Linked DNA regions of Homo sapiens: region 1 is linked to region 2. The links are chromatin loops, found by intact Hi-C in ENCODE. Cell type or tissue: gastrocnemius medialis. All regions are shown on one strand. Links, peaks and the distances in the headings refer to the core of each region. The heading gives the core; the rest is flanking DNA. Region 1 overlaps PER2 (period circadian regulator 2). Region 2 holds the start of TRAF3IP1 (TRAF3 interacting protein 1).

Region 1 (9,682 bases), core at 757-8,756, 72 kb after region 2:
GCTTGTGTTTCTGAACGAGCTCAAGTGTGTGGGAACGCCAGCAGCAGTGCAGTCCGTAGGCCTCAGGCGATTCCCTGCCTTGGCCAGAGGACCTAGGGCTCCCGGGTGAGGAAGTGCAAGCATGTAGATCTGTGGAGCTTCTCCCAGTCCTCCTGCCACCTCCGGGCTCCTGCTTCTGGAGTCCTGGGCCTGCAGTCTGGGTTTCCAAGGAGAGGAGGGTCAGGGATGCTCCCCAGGCCAGGCCCCGCCCTCAATCCCAAGGCAGCCCCCACACCGGGTGCTGTGAGAGGCGTTTTCCCCATCCATGTCTGCTGCATGTGAGGAGGGGGCTGTGGCCAAGGAGCAGCCTGAGGCTTTCCCCCCTGGAGCCCAGGTATTGCCGTCTTCCATGTGACTCTCCGAAAATTAAATGTAACTAGACGGCATCCATAGAGCATCAGTGGAATTTGCACCGTAGGCCTGGTGGTGATGCGTGGTCTGCTCGTTAGGCCGTCCCTGGCCGTGAACCTTGCAGCCGCTCCACAGCACCCCTCCACCCTCACCCCACTCATGCCCCCCACCCCCACCCCGCTGCATATGCTGTGTCCTGACTGAGCCCCTGAACAGCAGTATCTGCTTCCTGTCCCTAAAGCGTGATGAACCCTCAGACACACAGAACAGTGACGCCCTTTCCACGTCAAGCGGCCTCCTAAACCTCCTGCTGAATGAGGACCTCTGCTCAGCCTCGGGCTCTGCTGCTTCGGAGTCTCTGGGCTCCGGCTCACTGGGCTGCGACGCCTCCCCGAGTGGGGCAGGTATGTTGGCCCTGGCGGGGTGTTAGGCACTTGGGAGGTTCCTGCAGGATGCACTGCTCCAGAGTCACAGGCCGGCCTCTGTGCTCAGAACAGGGATCACCGGCACTCCCCAAGCAGCTGTCAGAGCCCATGCAGACACCCACACAGACACACTCTCCCTGTTCAGCATGGCTGGCCCTAGCTAGTCAGAATTCCACATCCTCCCTGTTTGCTTCTGATTTCAGTGCCTACAGGCCTCACACCCTGGCTCCTTGTGGGACCAGCCCTCTGACTCCCCAGATAGTGGTTTGCCTTCCTGCTTTAGTTCCACTTGTGTGAACTGAGGGTATGGAGCACCTGCAAGCCTCTACCCGCTGGGATCTTTCACATGTGATCTGGAATCTCAGGCACCAGAAATGTACACACTCTCCACAAAATTGAAGCTCCCCTACTTCTCTGGAGTGAGCTTTCACCTCGCCTCCCTTCGCAGGCGTGCTGCACAGGTGAGGCTGGCTAGGGAGCGCTCCAGGCCAGCTGCCTCCCCTTGTGGGAAACTGCAGTGCCCTGTGGTCCACATGAGTGGAGATGGTGAGAGCTTGGGAGAGAAGGTCAAGGCTTCTAACACGCAGCTCCACCTGAGCTGCTCAGGGCTTCACAGGAAAGAATCGCCTGCATGGCACTAGCAGAGATCCTGTTTCCTAATTACCCAGAGCATTCAAGAAGTGGGAGAGAAGGGGAACATGCACCGGCATAGATACCCAATACCTAAGAAGGCACTGGGCTCTCTCAAATCATTCTGACTTTGAGGAAGCACATTATGCAAGGTTTAATTTCATATGTCAATGTTTTGACGCACCACGTTTTTTGTTTTTAAAGGCAGTAGTGACACAAGTCATACCAGCAAATATTTTGGAAGCATTGACTCCTCAGAGAATAATCACAAAGCAAAAATGAACACTGGTATGGAAGAAAGTGAGCATTTCATTAAGTGCGTCCTGCAGGATCCCATCTGGCTGCTGATGGCAGATGCGGACAGCAGCGTCATGATGACGTACCAGCTGCCTTCCCGGTAACCACCCAGCGTTTTCCTAGGCACCTGGGGAGGGATGGGGTTCAGGAGCTCCCAGAAACAACAAGGTCAAGGTCATTCAGATGGGGCGGGACGCCCCTCTGAAAGACTTAGATTTAGCTGAGTGCAGCAGAGAAGCAGGCTTCCCTCTGGACAATTCTGCCAGGCTAGTACAGGGTGGCCCTGGCCCTGCAGTGTGGCCAGGATAAGCCGGGGCCATGTGGATTCACACCCTACAGCCTTCGAGGAAGACAGGCTCCTGGTGCCTCCTTCACAGTGCCATGCTCAATTTTCACAAAGCATTGGTGCCAGCATCTCTTGCTTTGTTGCCCAGTAACCCTGTGAGGTAAATGGGGTGTATCTGGCTGTCTGACTTAGACTTGAAGGAACCAAGTGTCAAGGTAGGTGACCAGCCCAGGGAGCGGGCTGCTCTGCAGTGACCCGGGGCTCTGTGTCCACATCAGGCTGCCATAGGGAACTGCATGTGGTCCCTTCCCCTGCGGAGCACCCGCTTGGCATGGGAAGCTGGGAGGAAAGAAAGGAAGGAAAAATGAACCCTGTGTAGGTCTGTTTCCACACTGCTGTAAAGAAATACCTGAGATTGGGTAATTTATAAAGGAAAGAGGTTTAGTTAACTCACAGTCCTGCGGGGCCAGGGAAGCCTCAGGAAACTTACAGTCATGGTGGAAGGGAGGAGAAGCAAGCACCTTCTTCACAAGGCAGCAGGAAAAGAGCACAAGCGAAGGAGGAACTGCCAAATACTTATAAACCCATCAGATCGCGTTACAACTCACTATCACCAGGACAGCGTAGGGGAACCGCCCCCATGATCCAGTCCCCCCTCACCAGGTCCTTCCCTCAACACATGGGTATTACAGTTCCAGATAAGATTTTTGTGGGGACACAGAGCCAAACCATATCAAACCCCTAAGTCCTCTGGTCAGCTAGTGGATATGGGGGCTCCATCTCCAGGGCAGCTGTAGTCCAGCCCAGCACAGGCCAGTGGCAGGGGAATGCCGTCCTGCTGGCAAGAATCTCCCAGATGAACCATGCCTGTGTGGACCTGAGCCCCAGGGGACAAGGTTACACCTGCAGATACGCAGCTCCCAGGCCTATTGTAAAATACAGAAAAATTAAATCTTGACCAGAATCATCATTTTCATAGAAAAACTACGGGTTCTTTACTAGGGAGATTAAGTTACCTTAAATGAAAATTTTTTTAAAGAAAAGGAAATTTGCATTAAACAAAATCATCTAAAACTACATTATTCTGAAAGAATAAAAATAGATACCCTTAAGACATTTGAAAGCTTACCGATTTCTAAATATCTTGCGAAGAAATTTAGAAGCGGTTTTGAAGGAGGACAGAGAGAAGCTGAAGCTCCTACAGAAACTCCAGCCCAGGTTCACGGAGAGTCAGAAGCAGGAGCTGCGCGAGGTCCACCAGTGGATGCAGACGGGCGGCCTGCCCGCAGCCATCGACGTGGCAGTAAGCTCACGGGACTCGATTTCTGATATGGCCCTAAAAGGCTCTGTGATGGGGATTCTCTGTACTGTCTTTGCAACTTTTCTGTCAATTTAAAACTTCTAAAATTAGGCCGGGCGCGGTGGCTCACGCCTGTAATCCCAGCACTTTGGGAGGCCGAAGCGGGTGGATCACGAGGTCAGGAGATCGAGACCATCCTGGCAAACACGGTGAAACCCCGTCTCTACTAAAAATACAAAAAATTAGCTGGGCGTGGTGGCGGGCGCCTGTAGTCCCAGCTCCTCAGGAGGCTGAGGCAGGAGAATGGCGGGAACCCCGGAGGCAGAGCTTGCAGGGAGCCAAGATGGCACCACTGCACTCCAGCCTGAGCGACAGAGCAAGACTCTGTCTCAAAAAAAAAAAAAAAAATTTCTAAAATTAAAGGTTTATGTTTTTAAAGGCACAGCACTAGGTCCACTTCAAAGAACTTTTCTCCAGTGGCTTTTCAATGTTGTTTCCAAAAAGGCTGAAAAATCTAATCTCAGTCACTTGCTGAAATCTGTTTTTTCTTTCTTTCAATTCTGTTTTCTATTTTACAAAAAAAAACCCTCTCCTGTCACAAACCCTCAGTGTCCCTGGAGAACATTAAATAATGGTGGAAAAAACAAGTTCCTGCTGGCGTGCTCTCAGGCACATGTCCTTCCAGCGGCCCTGTGGGCACTCCAGCCCCTCTCTCCTGCTCTCTGCCGACCCCTCCCTCCCACATACCGTGGAAGCTGCTCTTGTCAAGGTCTCAAGTTCTCCAGCAGCCGAACACAGTGTCACTTCTCAGTCCTCGTCCCAGGGACCATTGGCAGCAGTGAGCGGCTCTCTCCAGGGAGCTCTTGCTGCCCTTGGTCTCCAGGCCCTGTGCTCTTCAGGCTGTCCCTCTGACCTCTTGGCCTCCCCACAGGCTCTTCCTCTTCTGCCCACCCTCGGGCTCAGTGTCTGCACCTCTTTTCCCCACCTGCACCCTGCAAGCCCTGGAGGCATCCTGGGCTCTACTTATCAGGCCCCAGCTGGTGGGTTGGCAGATTGTCTGGGTTTAACCTTGAAGGTAGATGAAGCCCATCACCACACAGGTCCAAGCCATGAGGATGCTTCCATGGCATGAACCCTGGATGTCAGAGTGGCCTCGAAGCTGCACTCACTGCTCCCTGTGTCACCTCCGGTGACAGTTCAGATTCCTGCCAGCACTGTGCCACCTCAATCAGAATAAATGGTTGCAAAGCCATACACATCTGACCACCTATCCACATCTTCTACCTCATCTCCCATTTTTCCTCTCCTTCCCTCCTCTCCAGCTACACTGGCCCCTTGGCTGTTTCCCCGACTGCCCTGGCAGGCCCCTGCCACAGGATCTTCGCACATGCCCAGCCCTTTGCTTGGAATCCTTTTTCCTGAAATAGACCCGTGGCTCACCCTGGCTGCCTTAGAGTCTGTTTTCCACCCGCTGCTGCATTAGTAATCTGCTGCTGCATGGCAGATGGCCCCAACGCTTAGTGACTTCAACAATGAACTTGTATTACCTTGCACGGTCTCTTTGGGTCAGGAATTTGAGAGCGGCTTAGCTGGGTACTTCTAGCTCAGGGTCGTTCCTGATGTTGACGGTAAGATACTGGTGGGGGCTTCTGTCACCTGCCAGCTGGAGGACCGGCTTCCAGGAGCCTCACTTGCAGGCCTCTCACACACTGCTGGCTCTTGGCAGAGGCCTCAGCTCCTTGCCATGGGGACCTCTCCGTAGGGCTGCCTGGATGTCCTCACAGTGTAGCAGGTGACTTCCCCAGAGAGGAAAAGAGGAAGCCAAGGTGCCTTTTAGGACCTAGAATCAGAAGTCAGGTACTCTTTGTTAGAGGCAAATGCCTAAGTCCAGCCAAGGTTTAAGGAGAAAGGAATTAGGCCCCACCTTTTGAGGAAGGAGTGGCAAAGAGTGTGGACACGTTTCAAAATCATTGCGTCACCTTTTCTTTGGCCTGCTGTGAATGTCCAGTTGAAAATCACAGATGTCCTCTATATACCCTATGCCTCTGGAGCCCTTCTTAGTTATTGTCTCTCTCTGCTACTAGAGTGCCAGCTCCTGGGACAGGGATTTTGGCCTTTGCTGCCAGCCACCTCCTGGCTGACACCTGGTCACCTGCACCTTACTCAGTTTGAATGACTTTTTATCTTTTGAGACAGAGTCTCACTCTGTCGCCCAGGCTGGAGCACAGTAGCGTGATCTCCGCTCACTGCAAGCTCTGCCTCCAGGGTTCAAGCGATTCTTCTGCCTCAGCCTCCCAAGTAGCTGGGACTACAGGTGCCTGCCACCACGCCCAGCTAATTTTTTGTATTATTAGTAGAGATGGGATTTCACCGTGTTAGCCAGGAAGGTCTCGATCTCCTGACGTCGTGATCTGCCCGCCTCGGCCTCCCAAAGTGCTGGGATTACAGGCGTGAGCCACCGCGCCCGGCCAATTTGAATGACTTTTGTAACAACTCAGATCTCAAGTTTGTTACTGATTTCTCTTTTTTTTTCTTTTAAGGAATGTGTTTACTGTGAAAACAAGGAAAAAGGTAATATTTGCATACCATATGAGGAAGATATTCCTTCTCTGGGACTCAGCGAAGTGTCGGACACCAAAGAAGACGAAAATGGATCCCCCTTGAATCACAGGATCGAAGAGCAGACGTAACCCCTGCCCCACCTCAGCCCGGCAGCCAGCGAGGTACACCAGGTGGTGCTTGGAAGAGATGAAAGATCTTCATGGCTGTTTCCACTGAAATGGACACATATGCTCATGTTGCTTTTTTTGTTTTAGAAAAAAAAACAACATAGTTTTCTGAAGGGGCGACTTAAAACTGTGGAGAGTGGGGAGAGTTCGGAAAGAAATATGTTTTTATATATAAAATATATATGTGGAGTTTTGTGGGATGGGGAAGAGATTTTAGTTGTTATTTAACTTGAGAAAGACTAAGCGCCTCTTAGTGTCAGGGAAGTTGCCTCAGTGCTCCCAGAAGTCCTGTGACTGTGACGAGACCTCTGTCTGCTGCACCAGCTGGGGACTCTGGCTTCCAGAGCTTTCCCAGGGTGTTTGGATCAGATCAAATTTTGTCCTCTCTTGGGGACTGCTTTTTATCTGAATTATCATTTAGTCAAGGTAGAGTGTTTTTTTATACATACCAAATGGAGATAGCAGCCTCTCCTAGTTTTATTTCAAAACGTTTCACATTAAATGGTGTGAAGCGTTGTTTGGCAAACCAACAGCTTTGGCTTCTGGTGTGGTCAATATTTCAGTCTGACATAGGTTTTGTTTGTAGTGAACAAAGTTGAAACATTTGCTCTGGACTAAAGAAGCCTAGTGGTTTGTGTGGCCAACTCCATCGGATGAATGCACACGCAGACAGACCCTCTGTATATTTCTGCATTATTCTTGTCTCCTTTTCAGACCATGATGGCCAATATGGAGATTAAAATATGTCATCAGTCATCTCTTTATGGTGACTTCCCTTTGCAAACCAGGCTGTGACCAACACATGTGAGACCCAGTCCTGTTTGGTTTTCTTCCGTTGGAACCACCCAGACATCTGCTTCCACCCAGCCAAGCCCACATCACATCTCCTGGCCGAGAGCAGCCACTGCCACTCAGTCTGACAGCTTGCGACTGCATCTGTATTTTCAGGGGTGCAGTGAGCTCACCTCTCCCACTGCACCCTGGGTTGGGTGCACAGCCCTCATTCTTTTCATGAGCCCGACCTCTCTCGGAGCAGCTTCAGGCCTCTGCCAGTGTCCCCAGCACTTTTAGGTCATTTGGACACTTGGGGAAAAGTGAGGCCAGTCTGCCCGGCTTTTTACAAAACCTCATGTTGCATTGTATATTCCAAAGATGGTTCAGAAAATTTAATATTGGTCCCTGGTGGAAATTCAAAGTTATCACTGAAGAACAGTTGACTTAAAATTGGACCAAGACTATGAGGCTTAAAAGGGACCAGGGTTTTCTTTTTTTTTTTTTTTTTTTTTTTTTTTTAGATGGAGTTTCTTTTTGCCCAGGCTGGAGTGCAGTGGCGCCATCTTGGCTCACTGCAACCTCTGCCTCCCAGGTTCAAGCGATTCTCCTGCCTCAGCCTCCTGAGTAGCTGGGACCACAGGCGACTGCCACCACACCCAGCTAATTTTTTGTATTTTTAGTAGAGACAGGGTTTCACCATGTTGGCCAGGCTGGTCTCGAACTCCTGACCTCAAGCGATCCACCCACCTCGGCCTCCCAAAGTGCTGGGATTACAGGCGTGAGCCACCACGCCCAACTGGGACCAGGGTTTTCTGTTTTTTGATGGAGGTGAAATCTCTTTGTAATCCACTAGGTTTTCATCGTAAAACCATCTTATGCCTGACTATTAAACCTATTCTTCATAAACACAAGAACACTTTAATTTTTCGTTAATTTACAAAGTAACATCAGCTGCCTATGCCTATGATAAGGTAGCAGTCTGCATTCTTATGGCCATTAGATGTTACAAACTCCTTGCCTCTAAAGTCAGATCATGAAGGGATAGGTGTTCATCTAAGGTTACAGTTATGTTACCGAAACACAAAACTGCCAAAATCTTACTCTGCTGTTATGAATGTTTACCATCAGCATTATTTTATCATTTAATATGTGCTCACTGATTGTTAACTGTAGCTTCAGCGCGTGCCAAGCAGTTGACTTAATAGGATCATCTTGTGAATTTGTTTACGTGATGCCAAGCATCAAGTCATGTTTTCTTTAGTGTGTGTGCTTACACAGGTGTTAAACAGTTTTTCTCTATTTTAAACTGAGCCTTCTTTTTAATATATTCCCGAAGAGATATGTAAATAAGCTCTCAGAGTTTCTGTGATGATTTGTTGAGCCTTGCTGGACAAGTGGTTTGTTTGTGTGCAAACCAAACTTTCTTTACCCAGTGCAATAGATTTGTTTGACTGCTTGTGTCTTTTTATGACCTGTTTGCCTTTTAGAAAATTGGTAAATAAAGCAAGTATATTTTTATTTTTACTTGTATGTATTTTTCACATAGCACAAAGGAAAACCTGAATAGAGAGCAAAGATTATTTAAAAAAAATTTTTTTAAAGAACTCCAGGAATTCTGCATTAAAGAATCTTACATCCCAAAGGCCTCCTGGCGGTCAGCTCCCTTATAGCGTTTGCTTCTTGCTGGCTCCCTTTCTTCCTGTGCGTGTCACACACACACCCTCCTTCAGGCTGCAGGAGTGAACTCACGTAATGCAAACCTAATCGTGTCATGCCCCACAGTCTTTTCACTTTTAGTTGGAGGGGTGCAGCTGTCTGGCTCAGCCCCAGAGTGCCCCCAGCTCTGCCTCCACGCACCTCTGTCTTCCCTGCATCCCTGCCCTGGGTTACCTGGCCTTTCCAGGCTGGCTGCCTGTCTTCTGGTCATCGGGCTAGGTAGGGCTAAAGGTGGGGCGGTCAGGAGGCTCCACCAGGAAGGTCACATGTCTCCATTGCGAATGATATGGGCAGGGCGGCATAGTCCCCTGACCCCAGCCCTTCTTTCACAGTGATGAATGAAGCCTTGTGAGGCCAAAACTGTGGAAGCCCGAAGAGTTGCTCCCCATCCCTCCCACTCTTCAAACCATGACCCTGGGGGTGGGAGCAGAGAGCTGAATGGATCCTGAACCCAATGCCCAGCCTCTGAGAAGCTCCCTGAGCAGAAGGGAGGGGCTCTCCTCTGCCTGCTAGCCTGGCTGCCTAACGCCAAGTGCTGATGGGATAAAAGGCAAAGTCCTCCCTAGCGAGCACAGAGGCCTCTGCAAACTGCTCTAAATGGCCAGATATGGTTGTTTCACTGAACCTGAGTGCTTTTGGAAGACTCTTAATTGTATTTTTATTTACCATATAACCCCAAGGGATTTATTTCCAAACCAAACGGAGATTCTCTGAGTCTCCTGGGCAGATTGCCCACAAGGGGCCTGGACAGTCTACAGGCCGCAGCTGCCTTTGTTCCCCCAGGGATTTATGGCCTGCCACCCCCACTGCTAACTGGTATCCCCGCAGCAACCACCACCCTGCCCAGCCTCTGCTGGCCTCTGTTCCTGGCTCTAGGGGGATCAAAGGACTCAAATGCTCAGGAAGTCCATACTCAGGCAAACTTTGAAGGCAGGACTGGCCCAAGGGACAAATGGCAGGAAGTGTTGGCTAGGGGAGGCTGCTGTGAAGGAGGGAGGGAGGGCTTGGTGACCTCAAGATAGGCCAGGCTTCTGGGACAAAAAGGCCATGCCAGCTGGCCAGTGCACCGCTAAAGGGAATTGAAGCTGACCTTGCAGAGGGGACCTTGGGCAACTTCCAGTCCAACCAAGAAGGA
Region 2 (9,682 bases), core at 1,115-9,114:
ATCGTACCACTGCACTCCAGCCTGGCGACAGAGCCAGACTCCGTCTCAAAAAAAAGAAAAAAAGAAAATGAAAGTCCACACAAGGTCCAGGACCCACAGAGTCCCCTGCAAGGGATCAAAAGAAATGTAGGACAGCAGGAGCCTGAGGCCAGAGAGACACTCGGGGCCTGGTGCAGAGGCCCTGTGAAGCCACTCAGGGACATGAACTGAGCTGAAGGACCACGAGGAGGACCTGGAACGGCATTTTACAAGAGTCCTTCAGGTGCAATGGAGGGAACAGATTCCAAAAAGAAAAGGAACTTTGGCTGGGCACAGTGGCTTACACCTGTAATCCCAGCACTTTGGGAGGCCGAGGTGGGTGGATCACTTGAGGTCAGCAGTTCAAGACCAGCCTGGCCAACAAGGTGAAACCCCGTCTCTACTAAAAATACAAAAATTAGCCAGGCATGGTGGTGGGCGTCTGTAATCCCAGCTACTCAGGAGGCTGAGGCAACAGAATTGTTTGAACCCGGGAGGTGGAGGTTGGAGTGAGTCAGAATCATGCCACAGGACTCCAGCCTGGGCAACGCAGTGAGACTCTGCCTCAAAAAAAAAGAAAGAAAAGAAAAGGAATTTCTCAACCTAGTTTGCTAAGACTAGAAGTTCTGCAAGGGTCTTTCTCCTCACCACGTGTCACTACTCACTTCTTAAGATGGTGGCAGGCTCCACACCTCACTGCTTTGGTTCTCTCCCTAATCATCCCTTCCCTCAGGTAACCTGTACCTCCTAATTAGCCCTAAAACCAGCTTTTAGGGCAATTATTTTTCCTGTTCCTCTCAACCACCACACCCAGCCAGGGTCCTGGGTTGTCTCAGACTGCAGTTTTTTGAAATGTGGTAGGTTACTGTAAAATCAATACAATTTGTAGCAACAAGCATTTTGAATAGCTGGGACCCTTACCAGCAGGCTGCATGGTATGTGGTAAGGACAGGTATGCTCATAGCCACATATCCTAGGTCAGCTAATAAAGCATATTTATTACGGGAAGACATGTTTTAAAAACAAGACAGTCCCACCCTAATGAGAGCCTCCTCTGGAATCAAGCCACAACTCCTTAATTTGCATCAAGTTAGGTATTAATGAATCTAGGAGTTTTCATTCCACACCACACTATGTAAGAGCTATGCTACTGTTTTTCTTGAGATGACAGGTAGAATATTAAGAGCATCCTGCATTTAACATTCCTGGAACATTTTCATTTTGTCCCTGTTGAGGTTTTCCCAGGATGCTGGCAGTTAAAATTGTGAGCAATAGGCTGGGTACAGTAGCTCACACCTGTAATCTCGGCACTTTGGGAGGCCGAGGCAGGCGGATCACCTGAGGTCAGGAGTTCGAGATCAGGCCGGACAACATGGCGAAACCCCATCTCTACTAAAAATAGAAAAATTAGCTGGACATGGTGGCATGTGCCTGCAGTCCCAGCTACTCAGAAGGCTGAAACAGGAGAATTGCTTGAACCTGGGAGGCGTAAGTTGCAGTGAGTGGAGACTGTGTCACTGCACTCCAGCCTGGGCGACAGAGCAAGAATCCCTCTAAAAAAAAAAAAAAAATTGTGAACAATAACTGTAAGTGACAAGAGACATTAACGTCACAGTATCCACACTTAGCTTAATGAAACGGGGTGGTTAGTGTAGCTATAGCTAAAATACTAATATAGCAATGTGTGTATAATATTCAGTACAGTAAAGCATTTTCATAAGAGGCTCTCCACCTATTATCTGAAAATCCTTTCCAATATGTCAGTCATTCTAACAACTTTATCAAGTAGGTCATAATTTATTTATCTTTACACAGGGAGAGAAATCAACTTTGGCATTAGATGAGGAAGTCTATGGGAGAAGAGCAGACCAGTCGTTCCTAATTGGGAACATGCAACTCGTTCCACACACCCTATCTACCTGGCCAAGAAGGCAATTCTTTTTTTTTTTTTTTTTTTTTTTTTTTGAGACAGGGTCTTACTCTGTCACCCAGGCTAGAGTGCAGTGTTACAATCACAGCTCACTGCATCCTCAACCTTCCCGGCTCAAGCAATCTTCCCTACTCAGCCTCCTGAGTAGCTGGGATTACAGGTGCACCACCACACTCAGCTAATTTTTGTATTTTCAGTAGAGATGGAGTTTTAACCATGTTGGCCAGGCTGGTCTTGAACATCTGGGCTCAAGTGATCTGCCCGCCTTGGCCTCCCAGAGTGCTGGGATTACAGGCGTGAGCCACAGCACCCAGCCCATGTTCCTCCTCCTCTCCCATTAGGATTCCTCTGACCAACTATGCGGTAGTGACTGGACAGCCACCGTGAGCTGAGCGCCATCACTGCCCCACAAGGATAAGGCACACTCCCTGCACCTCCCTCCTGGGGCTCTGCATTTCAGTGGGACAGACAGGCCTGGGAGAATAAAGGTTTTGGCAGCCACAGCTAGAGTGGGCTGGGCTCACACTGGCTCTTGTTCCCTCTGGGTCAGAGGACGGGTACCCGCCTACTTCACGGGACGGTGGTGATGCGGCACATTGTCCCCCTCCCACCGGGCTATCCACACAGCAGGTCCTCTCCCCACACACTGTCCAGGACAGGCTGTAAGTGCTGCACCAGCTGGGAGGACATGACCAGGGCTGGCGAGGCCCTGGGATGTGGGTGGATTCGAGAGCATTTTTAGGCACTGTTTTAACACAGAGGCACACGCTCCAGGAGACCACACGTTATAAGCTAAGGTAGGAGGGCAGAACCAGTAAAGCAAAGTCTGTGCAAGAATAAGGCACCCAACCTGTTGAAAAGAGTGAGAAACAGAGCTTGAGGACCATCACCAGGTGAGGTCATGAGGCCCTGGAAGTCTGCAAGTCCAACCTGAATCCTAAATCCCAAAACACACCTCTGAGTTCCCACGTGCCCTTGGGTCCACCATGGAAATGGGTGCTGCGCCCGCTGCAGTGACGCTCCTGAGAGTTACCAGGGAGTTACCACGAGCCTTGACAGGTCCCACTCAACAGGGGATGTTTGTTGTGCAATTTCTATGTACCTTACCCAGTGCAGATCACCAGAGCCATGCTAATAAGCAAGCCAGGGTCTCCGTCACGGAGGAGCACACCATCCGCAAGTGGAAAAAGCTACAGAGACCACCAATCTCAACGTAGGGCAGGCTGTGCAGCTCTGTTACAGTCTTTCCTGCCAAGTCCCCCTACAGCCGCCTCCACTAAATCCACCCGCAGGCATTTATTAAGCACCCAAAATGTGGTATGGAGGGAAACTTTGGGGCAGAAGGGTTGTATAAAAAATATTATTTCCATTCTCCCAGGATTTAGGGAGTGCCTTCCACGTGCTACATACTTCAGGGCAAGCGAGAGGGGTTCTGCAAGGTTAGACGAGGCAGGAGTCACAGAAGCAGCTCTGCCAGCAATAATGGAAGATGCACTCTAAGGAAATACAAGGGCAGGCAGGGAAGAAGTAAGAATGCTCCTGAGGGCCCGGAGCCTCCTTGTAAGCGGCGGCCCGGAGCCGGGGGAGGGGCAGGACCTCCTCACGGAGGGCGCCGCGGAATTGGGCCTACAGGCCGGGCTCCCAGGCAGGGGCCGCACAGAACTCTCGCCCCGACCCCGGAACTGACCCCGGCCCCCGACCCGCACCCTGTGCCCGGCCCACACCCGGCCCTGAACAGGTCCCCGACCTGCACCCCGAGCCCGGCCCACACCCGGTTCACACCCGGCCCGGGCCCCGACTCCGGCCCAGCCCCGGCCCCCGACCCGCACCTGAGCCCGAGCCCGGCTCGCACCCGGCGCCACCCGGCCCGGGCCCTGACCTCGGCGCCCACCGGAATCCCGACCCGCACCTGGCCGGGCCCGGTCCCCGGCGCCCACCTCCGTGATGATGTCGTGCAGGTAGCGGAACGGGGGCTTGCTCAGCAGCTTCTCGGTCAGCGGCGGCCTCCGAATCACTTTCCCCAGCGCCTCCTGCGTCCGCCTCACCACCGCCGCGTTCATGACGGCGTCCGCCGCCCGCTGGCCGCCCGCGCCCCTCAGCCGGCCTGGCCGAGCCTAAGCCCGGGTCCCTGGCCGCCGCCGGCCCCGCCGCCGCCGCCGCCCGGTCCTGCCAGGACGCGCCGCTCCGGTTTCCATCCCACAGTGCACCGGAGCCCACCACAGCGCCTGCGCGGCCGCCGCAGGGCGTTCGGTCACTAGGGCTGCGCGGCCTTAGCAACGGACGCGCCGCGGCGCCCCGCCCCCTGCCCGCCTTCCAGCGCCCGCGCAGGCAGGAGTGGGGGTTCCGCGGGAGGGATTTGCGGGAGTGCGGCTGTGCCAGAGCAGGCGGGGCGCGGCGGGGCGGGGAAAGGGGATCTGGGATCGGGCGCCTGGCCCCTCCTCTGCCGAGCGACGGCCTCGGGAAGCCGGTGTTCGCTCGCGTTAGAGGCGACTGCCTGAGGACTGATTAAGAACAAGGTAACCTCCAAGATCTGTGCCGCCTGTTTCCCAAATCTCAAGGGCTTTCGAAGGCACTGGTTCATCGGAGGGGACGGCACTAAGTTATCCCAAAACACACGGAATAGAAAATACGCTGTCCTGGCTGGTAATTAATAAGGCTTCTTGGGCAAGTCACCTGTTTTCTCTGAGACTTCACTTCTGCTCCCACAAAGCAGGACTAGTGTGCCCGCTGCCTAACCCACCTCCCAAGAAGGTAAATGGTGACTAAATGCTGTGTCGGTGCTCTGAAACCGGGACAAAGCCATGCCTAGTTGTCCTACTAGGTGTCCGTGATTCTTTACCACCTGTCCTCTGTCCATCATGCACAGGCCTACCGCAGAAATCCTTCCGGCGATTTGAGAGCTCTGGGGTCTGTAGTTCTTCTAATGAGAACACCATTATAACCTTTTTTTTTTTTTGAGACGAAGTCTGACTCTGTCGCCCAGGCTGGAGTGCAGTGGCACGATCTTGGCTCACTGCAACCTCCACCTCCCAGGTTCAAGTGATTCTCCTGCCTCAGCCTCATGAGTAGCTGCGACTTCAGGCTCCCGACACCACACCAGCCTCGCTTTTGCATTATTAGTAGAGACGGGGTTTCACCATGTTGGCCAGGCAGGTCTGGAACTCCTGACTTCAGGCAATCCGTCCGCATCGGCCTCCCAAAGTGCTGGTATTACAGGTGTGCGCGACCGCCCCCATTATAACTTTTAAATTGACCTTCATTTTTACCATTTTCAGGCCTCCTCATTTTTTGTGGAGATCTAAATCGCCATCTGGTGTCATACCCCTCCTGTCTGAAGAACTTCCTTTAATATTTCTTCTAGCACAGTTCAGTTGGTAATGGAAAAGTTATACAGACAACCAATTTCAATGCCAGTCAGGCTGTATGGTTTATCAACAAATACTAAATTGCATTTTTATAGTTTTCCTTCCATGTCCCCCTATAACCACCTCCAGTAAATTCAGCCACAAATATTTATTAAGCATAGAAGTATAGAATTCTAGAGTTGGGAGGTCAGGAGTTCGAGACCAGCCTGACCAACATGGTGAAACCCCGTCTCTACTTAAAATACAAAATATTAGCTGGGTGCAGAGGCGGGCGCCTGTAATCCCAGCTACCAGGAAGGCTGAGGCAAGAGAATCACCTGAACCCAGGAGACAGAGCTTGCAGTGAGCCGAGGTCATGCCACTGCAATCCAGCCTGGGTGACAGAGTGAGACTCCGTCTCAAAAAAAAAAAAAAAGAATTCTAGGGGTACAGTGGCTCACGCCTGTAATCCCAGCACTTTGGGAGCCTGAGGCAGGCAGATCACTTAAGGTCAGGAGTTTGAGACCAGCCTGGCCAAAATGGTGAAAGCCTGTCTCTACTAAAAATATAAAAATTAGCTGGGCGTAGTGGTGTGTGCCTGTAACCCCAGCTACTTGGAAGGCTGAGGCACAAGAATCGCTTGAACCCGGGGGTTGGAGCTTGCAGTGAGCCAAGATGGCACCACTGCACTCCTGCCTGGGCAACAGAGCAAGACTCTGTCTTTAAAAAACAAAAACAAACAAAAAGAAAAGTGTAGCATTCTAGACTGACTGTTTTTGTTTTTCAGTACTTTAAGGATGTTACTCCATTGACTTCTGGCTTGCGTAGTTTCTGAATAAAAGTCTTCCGTAATTCTTTGTTCTTCTGTCTATTGTTTCTGGCTGCCTTCAAGATTTTATTTTTATTATTGGTTTGCCAGAAGTTTGCACATGGTATATCTAGATGTGGGGGTCTCTTCTACTTAAAATTTATATTTTATTATTTACATACAATAAAATTCACACATTTTAAGTGTGCAGGTTGATACATTTTGGTAATTATATACAATTATGTTACCACCACCACAATCAGAATACAGAACAGTCCCTGCACCCTAAAACATTTCTTGCTGCTTATTTGCAGCCCATCTCCTTCCCCACCCCAGCCCCAGGCAGCCACTAATCTGGTTTCTGTCATTATAATTTTGCCTCTTCTAGAGTTTCATATAAATGGAATCATGCAGTACACAGTCTTTTGTATTTCATTATTTCTCTTATATTTTTGAGATTCATTCATATTGTTACACGTATATTAATATGCCATTCCTTTTTGTGGCTGAATGGTATTTCATAGTGTAATTTGTTTATTCATCAGTTGATGGACATTTGGGTTGCTTTCAGTTTTTTATTTTTTATGAATAATGCTGCTGGCCAGGCATGGTGGCTCACACCTGTAATCCCAGCACTTCAGGAGGCTAAGGTGGGCAGATCACTTGAGGTCAGGGATTCAGCACCAGCCTGGCCAATGTGGTGAAACCCTGTCTCTACTAAAAATACAAAAATTAGCCAGTCGTGGTGGGGTGCATCTGTAATTCCAGCTACTCAGGAGGCTGAGGCACAAGAAATGTTTGAATCTGGGAGGCGGAGGTTGCAGTGAGCTGAGATCGTGTTACTGAACTCCAGCTTGGGTGACAGAGTGAGACTCTGTCTCAAAAAAAAAAAAAATGCTGCTATAACCATTCACTTACAAGTCTTTGTGAAAGTTTTCATTTCTCTTGTATTGGAATTGTTGGGTTGTATGGTAAGAATATGTTTAACTCTACAAATACTACCATGCTGTTTTTAAAGTGGCTGCATCATCATTCATTCCCACCAGCAATATATTGAATCCCAAGTTACTCCATATCCCTGCCAACATCTGGTATTGTCAGTCTTTTTGTTTTTCTTCTTCTTTTTGTTTTTGGGTTTTTTTTTTTTTTTTTTTTTTTTGAGATGGAGTGTTGCTCTGTTGCCCAGGCTGGAGTGCAATGGCATGCTCTCAGCTTACTGCAACCTCTGTTTCCTGGGTTCAAGTGATTCTCCTGCTTCAGTCTCCTGAGTAACTGGGATTACAGGCACCCGCCACCATACCCAGCTAATTTTTGTATTGTCAGTAGAGATGGGGTTTCACCATGTTGGCCAGACTGGTCTCGAACTCCTGACCTCAGGTGATCTGCCCGCCTTGGCCTCCCAAAGTGCTGGGATTACAGGTGTGAGCCACTGTGCCCAGCCTGTCAGTCTTCCCACCTGCACCCCCCCGCCACCCCGCAGACAGAGTCTTGCTCTGTCGCCCAGGCTGGAGTGCAGTGGCACTGTCTTGGCTCACTGCAAGCTCCGCCTCCCGTGTTCATGCCATTCTCCTGCCTCAGCCTCCTGAGTAGCTGGGACTACAGGTGCCTGCCACCACGCCCAGATATTTTTTGTATTTTTTAGTAGAGACAGGGTTTCACCATGTCGGCCAGGATGGTCTCAATCTCCTGACCTCAAGATCTACCCACCTCAGCCTCCCAAAGTGCTGGGATTACAGGCGTGAGCCACCGCACCCGGCCCCTGTCAGTCTTTTTTAACGTTCATCTTTCTACGGGTGTGGAATGGTGTCTTGTTATGGTTCCTATTTACATTTCTGTAGTGATTAGTGATTTTGAGCATATTTCCCTGCCCTTGCTAAATATTCATATATCTCTAGTGAAGATACCACATCAAGTATCATTCAAGCATTTACTGAATCACTGCTATGTATGGATTACTGTCTGAGTGCTGGGGATTTAATGGGGAGTTAAGACCTTCTAGAAGGCAGCGTCCATGCTGTCCACTGGTCCTAGGAACATCACTCCTCATGCTGCTAACTATATCCAGGACCAAGTGAGCTTTGGTCACCTAGACAGAGGCCAGATGAAAGGGGCCAGGGCTCATCTCCTTCTAACTGTTGGCCTTGCTTCCTCCTACACTGCACCTTGCAGGTGGGCTGGCTGTGTGAGACTCGGCCGAGAGGCTGGGAGACACCTAAGAGAGAGACAGCCCATGATAGAGGGAATTTAACGACACTCACCATATAGAACCATCCCATGCTCCGTGGGGAAAACAAGCCCCCAAAGAGTTGCACCCTCAGAGGGATTCCATCTTGGCTGCTCTCCGTTTATAACCCTACTCCTTGGCCAGAGCACCACCAGCCTCTGACTCCTGCCTCATGAAATCTTCCTGACTCTGGAAACTCCACTCCCAACCCACAGAAGCTTTTGTGATCTTCCATCCATCCCCTTTCTCTCAGCACTACACTTCCCAGAGTATATGGTCTCCAGTCCAGACTCACACCATCCCAAGGACCTCTGCAGGACAGTCCACTGTGACATTTGGCACTGCAGTCCCTTGGAACAGTCCAGGATGACGGTGGACACTGAATCACTGAATCACGCTCCTTCTAGGGCTCCCAAATTCCCATTCTTCTCCTGATTGTCCACACGTGTCCTTATCACACACGTACCTCCTTCCCAAGAACAAGCATTAATTAAACAGTTCATCAAACCCCATAAAGAAAAATAAATAGTTTCCATACTGCCCTGTCATTTGCCAACATCCCCCACCCAGTGAAACTAACACTTCCCATGAACATGGAGAATGCTGTTAGCTCCCTTCATTCCTGCATTTCACCTTTCCTGCCCACCACCCAACCTCTCCTCAGGCCTCCCTGAAAGTTTTTATAGGGGAGGAGCATGGTGAGACTGTACTTCTTCGTGGCTGGGCCCTCATTTCGCAGAGGCTGGCCTAAAGCTCTGAAACGATGAAGCCCTTAGACAAGACTGCAGCAGCCTCCTGCTCCCAGGTGTTAGAGAGAGGGCGGTCATCTTCACAGGATGACAGGGCCCTCCAGGGGTGCTGCACCAGATGCAGGTGATGCTGTGGTGGCTGAAAGCGGGAGAGTCTTCCCAAACTGGAGGAAGCCCGGCTGGGCCGCCTTCCCTGATCTGCCCACCATGGCCAAGCTGGGAGCCAAGAGGCTCCTGCAAGGGCCCATCCGTCTCTGAGCTCTGAGCTGGCTGGGGTCAGCCTGAGCAGCGGTGGAAGGAGCACAGAGACCACAAGCGCCCTGCCTTCGGAACAATGTTCCCAAGAGCAGAGCTCCCCGGCCCCCGCCCCAGAAAGTCCCATCTGGGCAGTATCCTCCTCTGGGCCTGATGGCCAGAAACCCGCTTGTCTGACAGTGGCCAGCCTGAGTGGTGGGAGAGGTAGGTGTGGCCTGGAGAACACTTGGGCCCCTGAGGTTCGGACCCTGAACCAGTGCTGCTCAAAGGGGAAGCTGGTTCCTATCTCTCCCCCAGCCTATGGAGAGCAGGAGCCGTGTGGGCCAAGGCCTTGTGGAGGCCTTGAGGGCACAG

The links. Hi-C counts contacts between places; a loop is a spot of excess contacts. Peaks named below come from ENCODE experiments on the same cell type or tissue, not always from the same donor. Only the 100,000 strongest peaks of a DNase experiment are listed, where the experiment ranks them.
Region 1: a loop joins it to region 2, with 2.6 times the contacts of the local background. A loop is called at or near these places in 15 of 110 quality-filtered maps.

What each region holds. Positions count from the first base shown.
Region 1 is chr2:238,242,711-238,252,392 of GRCh38, reverse strand. PER2 (period circadian regulator 2) reads left to right here. Exons shown (of 23, transcript NM_022817.3): 20 at 632-794; 21 at 1,650-1,842; 22 at 3,181-3,331; 23 at 5,869-8,349. The coding sequence ends at 6,018. Among named protein-coding and RNA genes, the nearest start is that of HES6, 7.5 kb to the right of the region's middle. RefSeq lists enhancers at 3,737-4,237, 5,046-6,245. In gastrocnemius medialis, for the core only: no CTCF peak of the experiment used is centred there; a DNase peak (open chromatin) is centred at 4,802; H3K27ac peaks cover 3,222 bases.
Region 2 is chr2:238,314,989-238,324,670 of GRCh38, reverse strand. TRAF3IP1 (TRAF3 interacting protein 1) reads right to left here and starts at 4,153. Exons shown (of 17, transcript NM_015650.4): 1 at 3,886-4,153. The coding sequence starts at 4,008. RefSeq lists silencers at 3,660-3,889, 4,020-4,499 and an enhancer at 9,120-9,619. In gastrocnemius medialis, for the core only: no CTCF peak of the experiment used is centred there; DNase peaks (open chromatin) are centred at 1,420 and 4,270; H3K4me3 peaks cover 2,019 bases; H3K27ac peaks cover 3,986 bases.